Linked DNA regions of Homo sapiens: region 1 is linked to region 2. A link is an interaction called in ENCODE POLR2A ChIA-PET data of the cell type or tissue named here. Cell type or tissue: PC-9. All regions are shown on one strand. Each heading gives the region's core, and the rest is flanking DNA. Links, peaks and the distances in the headings are about the cores only.

The links. ChIA-PET counts read pairs that join two places held together with the same protein. Peaks named below come from ENCODE experiments on the same cell type or tissue, not always from the same donor. Only the 100,000 strongest peaks of a DNase experiment are listed, where the experiment ranks them.
Region 1: POLR2A ChIA-PET joins it to region 2 with 5 read pairs; 2 of 35 experiments call an interaction of 5 or more read pairs at or near these places.

The regions. Positions count from the first base shown.
Region 1 is chr3:128,337,631-128,340,534 of GRCh38, forward strand. All of the region lies in intron 4 of EEFSEC (eukaryotic elongation factor, selenocysteine-tRNA specific), which reads left to right. Among named protein-coding and RNA genes, the nearest start is that of DNAJB8-AS1, 120 kb to the right of the region's middle. In PC-9, for the core only: no CTCF peak of the experiment used is centred there; no DNase peak of the experiment used is centred there.
Region 2 is chr3:128,273,362-128,276,265 of GRCh38, forward strand. All of the region lies in intron 4 of EEFSEC (eukaryotic elongation factor, selenocysteine-tRNA specific), which reads left to right. Among named protein-coding and RNA genes, the nearest start is that of EEFSEC, 120 kb to the left of the region's middle. In PC-9, for the core only: no CTCF peak of the experiment used is centred there; DNase peaks (open chromatin) are centred at 1,600 and 2,010; H3K27ac peaks cover 2,251 bases.

The DNA of each region.
Region 1 (2,904 bases), core at 229-2,728, 64 kb after region 2:
GCGGCTGGGCGTTTATCTGGACCTGTCACAACCAGGTTTCTCAGCAGCTCCTGTGCTGGGCACTGAGGACGCAGCATAGGGAGAGCACAGTCCTTGTCTCGGGATTTAGAAGGGAAGAGATGCACATTTGATAGGCCAAAATTAAGAAATCTAGCAGTGCCAAATGTTGGAGCAGACGTGTATCAATGGGGTGTCTTGGGCCTTATTGATAGAAGTTGATTTATCTACCTAGCAAAGTTGAACAGCCATTCACCCTGCAATCCAGCAGTTCAACTCCAGGAACTGTGTCCTTGAGAAGCCCTTGCACATGTGCCCATGCAGGATCCTTGTGACAGAAGAAATTCATTGCAGCATTTTCCAGCAAAGAACTGGAAACACCCCCAGTGCACATCGATAGGAGTCCAGGTTGTGCTAAATACACAAGGTGCAGCAGATGGCATCGGCAGCAAATGAGCTGCAGGTGCATGCACTATGTGCACAGGTTTTTAGTATCATAACTGGCACAATGCCTTATTCATACAGTTCAGAAACTTATACAACAAAGCAAATTACTGATTAGGAATGTGTACTACATATGTAGTGAGCCTTTACACAATCATACACACGTGTGTATAAAAAGAAAGGGAATGCTGTGCGCCAAATTCAAGGCAGCGGCACCCTCCCGCTGGGGCAGGTGGGAATGCTGAGTGGGGAGGACCACACAGGTAGGTATGAGTTATCGATAATGTAGTTCAGGGGCGGAAAGGGCAATGAACTCATGGGTGTTTCGTATATAATTTAAATCTGTCGGCACACAGAGGCTGGGGCTGACCTGTAAAGTAGTGGTAACCAAACAGTGAGTCAGGTTCCGATGGTCAGCTGTGTCTGGAGTTATCAGAGAAGCCCTTCTAGGAGGTCCATGGGAGCAGGGGTTAGGGACGAATGGGAATTTGCCAGTGGAAGAAATCCCAGGGAGCAGCCTCAGGGGCAAAGCACAGAGACATTCAGAAGCACAGCATTTACAAGGATTCATTCAAGAGTCCCTTGGCTACGTTTTCAGGGTTGGGGAGAATGTGGGGCCGAAAAGGCTGTGGAGTTGGGCTGCATGGTGGAGGCTTCCTGGTGGCTGAGCTAAGGAGTGGGGGCTCAGCCCTGTGAGTGAGGCTTTTCAGCAGATTGCCTTGTGGGGCGGTGGAGGGGGTACCAGGAGACCGCCACCCATCACAGGGAGTCCCCATAGAATTCCAGCTGACCAGAGGATCTTCCTGCTCGTGGCAGGACCATGACAAGCTTTGAAAGCCATGAGGTAGACGATGGGAGCCCACAAAGGAGGTGGTGACAAACAATTGCTTTATCAGAGAAACATTTTAGAAAGCCGCACAGGCTGCTGCAGGCGCCTGGGAGGGAAGAGTTGTGACCTGGGCCCCACCTCACTGGGCAGACGACGCTTAGTGTAAGGTGATATTCTCCAGTGACTCTGAGTAATGTTCCCAAAAATCTCATTCTCCTATTGCCTTTTCAGACCATTTCAGAGATGTTTTCTGTTTCTTTGTGATTGATCTTGGCTGTGGCTTTTGACACTGTGCGTCTCACTTTCTCTGCCCCCTGACCTCTGGTTAGGTAGTTAATGATCTTTAAACAAACACTTGAGTATTATGGCTCTCCAGGAAAGGTCCTGGGCTCATGGGCCATTAGCAACACACTCTCCCTTTATCCAGGGAGAAAATGAGTGTTCGTACACCCTGACTCGGTAGACAGGGATGCTTGCAACCTAAGTGTCAAAATTCTCTTTAGTTTAACTATTTTTGATGGCAGGTCTTCTGAAATATGTTACATATTTCTCTGCTTCAAATCCATGAACAGTTTCCTCTCATCTCAGAGACAGTGGATCATAGGTAGGAATGTTTGTTCATTTCAGGAACTTTTATTGGAGACTTTTCTATGTCTGTTCCTGATTTACAAACTGTGAATGCAGAAATCTGCCCAGTATAGTAGTCAGTGATATTTTAGAAACAGAGATAAGATCAGGTTACTCCTTTGCCTAAACTCCTCCAGTGACTTCCGGGCCTTGCACTCTACTGTGGGGCCCGAGCCTTGACCTCTGTGTTAGTCCGTTTTCACGCTGCTGATAAAGACATACCCAAGACTGGGTAATTTATTTTTTAAAAAAAAGAGGTTTAATGGACTCACAGTTCTGCGTGGCTGAGGAGGCTTCACAATCATGGTGGAAGGCGAAAGGCACGTCTTACATGGCACCAGGCAAGAGAGAGAATGAGAGCCAAGTTAAAGGGGTTTCCCCTTATAAAACAATCAGATCTAGTGAGACTCATTCACTACCAGTATGGGGGAAAGCACCCCTACAATTCAATTATCTCCCACCAGGTCCCTCCCACAACACATGGGAATTAAGGAAGCTACAATTCAAGATGAGATTTGGATGGGGACACAGCCAAACCATATCAGCCTCCCTCCCTGCTGTCTCCCTCCCCACCCTTGCTGTAGCCCTCCTGCCTCGGTGTATTCCCAGACTCACCAAGCTACTGCCCTCTTAGGGCTTGCACTTATCAGTTGCCCCATTTAGAGCTGTCTTTCTGTGGGTCTTCACACAGCTGTCTGCTTCTTATGCTAAGGTCTTAGCTCAAATTCACTTCTTCGAGACCTTTACCCCACCCAGGCCTTCTCTATCACATCACCTGGCCTTGTTTTCTTTATAGCATATGTTGTCTAATATAGTCATATAATATTAATGTAGATTAATATTATATAATTATATTAATATATATTTGCATGCATGTAATTTATATATTAATTTTATATTGATATGAATTGAATTAATATATATAATTTTTCCTATATAGGTAATTTTGTTGTTGCTGTTGTTTCAAGATATTAAGCTCTTTGGAAACAGAGGTCACTGTATTTCTT
Region 2 (2,904 bases), core at 179-2,678:
CAGGGAACTCAGGAAGACTTCTCTCTGCAGGTGCTGTTGTCAGAGATCAATGCTCAGTGTCCTAAAGCTCTGGCAGGTTGGAGGATGCTGCCCCTGCAGGCCTTTTTCCTGTGGAAGCTTGGAGCTTGTTCTTAACCCCCAAACCCCAAGTGAATGGCATGCCCTTTTCCATCAGGCCCCTGAGAATCTGTTGCAGCTAGACGAACTGCTACCAGCATGTGCTTCCAGAAGCGGATGACTGGCTGGAGTCCTGACCTGCAGTCAGCTGTCCAGGCAGAGGGTACAGCCAGGTTCTTGTGCTGAGAGCGGCCTGGACCTGTGACAGTGGGTCTGTCTGCGCTCCTGATAGGCCTAAGCATTTCACACAGTCTTCTGCAAGGATGGCACTGGGTGGCCCAGGCATGGTTGGAGCAGGGGAGAAATGGTGGCTTTAACCCAAGTGGTGTCTTCCTAAGGAAGGGGACAGGCAGGAGTGGTGCTGCCCCACTGCTGAGGTGGGCCCCCTTTATAGAGATGCCAGCTCAGTCTGGTCGTGCTTGGTGTGTTTCAAGCCTGGTGTAAGCATCTAGAGTCCCACTTGGGCCCAGGTTGACCTGCAGCCTCCCAACCCTTTGATGGGGCTCTAGTGCCCAAGACCACAAATCAAGCCCTGCCCCAGCCCAACCAGGCTCCTCAACTGCAGCTTCCTGCTCTTAGGCCAGGTGGATGTCTTAGGATTCAGCCTCTCCCCTGCTCACCCCAAAGCCTGAGTGCAGCCACCACTCAAGCATACCCTGCCCTTTCCAGCTGAGGGGCAGTGTTACAAAGAAGTGACAGCAGGGCTTCGAGAGCAACTGGGCTTGGGTTTGTACCTATGTGCTGGCCCTGTGAGCTCAAGTGAGTTCCCTGAGTACACTGAGCTTCAGCGTCCTTGTCTATCAGTGGGGTTGACCATGCTGCCTTCCTCCGAGTCGCAGCAAAGAGGAGGAGGAAAGGGGCAAGCTGCTCTAGAGCACGCACGCATGTGGGCGCAGTCACCACAGGAAGCCTCAGCCCCTGCACCCTCTACATGGAGCCCTGGCAGTCAGGCAGCACTCAGTGGTTGCTGGGGGAGCAGATGTGGAGGTGCCAAATGTGGCGCGGGTAGGGAGTGTGGCTGGCCTCTGGACATCCCCTGTAGAAGCCACATGTTGAGGGAGCCTAGGTCGGTGTGGGCCCTGGCCCAGGGTGGCCTTGGGACACTCCCAGGGCAGCTGTAGCACCCTACAAGTTGTCGTATGAAAACCACTCTAACTTATACGTGCTTTTGGGTGGAATTAAATGAGTTTTATTGTTTCTAGGACAAGATAGGGATTTGATTAGAAACAACATTTATGGAATGCCAGGGCTGGTTCCCATCCACTGTGCCCTGCAGGAACACAGAGTCTTGGGTCCCAGGCATAAACGGCCAGCTGTGTGACTGGGGCAAGACACGCCCCTCTGTATGGCCAGGCCACCTTCTTAAATAAGTAAGAACAGCCTTCAGGTGGGAATGGTTCTTCCCAAGGGCCATTTGCTTTCACAATCTTGTTTACCTTCAGTGGTCAGTTAAGTTTCAAGGGGAAACTGTGACTCAGGCCAGTGGAATTGTCAGATGCAGAAGCAAGGGGTGAGATGGATGCGGGCTTGCTGGGCTTACCGAAACTTGTATGCCTGTAGGCCTCTGGGGGTGCAGTCATTTCCTCCCTCTAGCTGTGGGCTGCGGTGCCTTTGGAATAGGATGCGCATGTCATCGAGGGGTCTAGCAGTGACCTGAGGACTGGCAGGACCTCGATACTGGGGCCCAAAGCGGTTTCCTCTCCTGGGAAATGGGTGCCCAGCCAGTGTCAGAGCCCCAGCTGGGAGTGGCCTTGGTGCAGAAAATGCTGTGTAAATGGCAATTGACAGTGCCAGGTTGTGCCCAATGCAAGCATGGGTGCTGCCTGGTCCACAAAGGAGTATCTGATCTTTGACTGTCTGAAGACCACTGCCTTTCTAGGTTGGAAGCAAGCTCTGATTCAGATGAAAGTGTGGCCATGCAGGGCTGTGTGACCTCAGCTTGCACACCCATGAAGCCAGCCCTGCCCACAACCTTTCCAGATACTGTTGATGCGTGTCATGTCGGGGACTGGAGTCCCTGACAGGTATCAGAGCCCAAGCTGGCCCTGGGGGAGCCCTCAGTGGGGCTGGGGTGGTCAGGCAGGCAGCTGTTTCTTCATATGGGGAAGGCACTGAGTGAACATGGCTTCCAGAGTGTGGTGGGGGCACTGGAAGGGCTCCAACCCTGCTTCCCAGGCAAGGCGACTGAAGCTGAGTCTCAGAGAAGGCAGAGGGCTTTGCCCAGGCATTCTGAGCAGAAGGAACAGTATGTGCTAAAGCCCAGAGGCGAGAGAGTGTCTGGCATGACTGAGGTAAACATGGAGCTCCTTGCAGAGAGTCTGAGAAGTGGGGTGGTTCGTAGGTGGTTGTGGTCATCTCTGAAAGGGCAGTAGGGAGGATGTTTGGAAGGCCGAGTCTAGAAGATGTTCCAGCTGGAGTCGGGTCCTGTAGGCCACGCCTTGTGATGGGGAAGCACAGCTGCACCCTGGAATCAGGCAAGAGAGCCCCTCCAGGGGCCCACAGGGTCTCGAGGCTCCTGGGTGCCGCTGCTCCCCACTCCGCCCCCTCATGCCCTGCCAGCCTGTAAGTCCCAGGACCCTGTGCTTTCACTCCAGCTTTTCCCCAGGCCCCTTCTTGGCCCTCCTCACCCTCCTGGGCTCAGTCCCAGGATCAGCCTCCTGCACAGGGTGGGAATAAATCCTGTAGGCAGCCTCTGCCCTTGACAGTGGAAGTCAGGGCTGCCTAGCAGGGTCTAATTCATTATTTCTCACACTCAGCTGGGGGTTAGGGCGGGTTGCTTGAGATTCT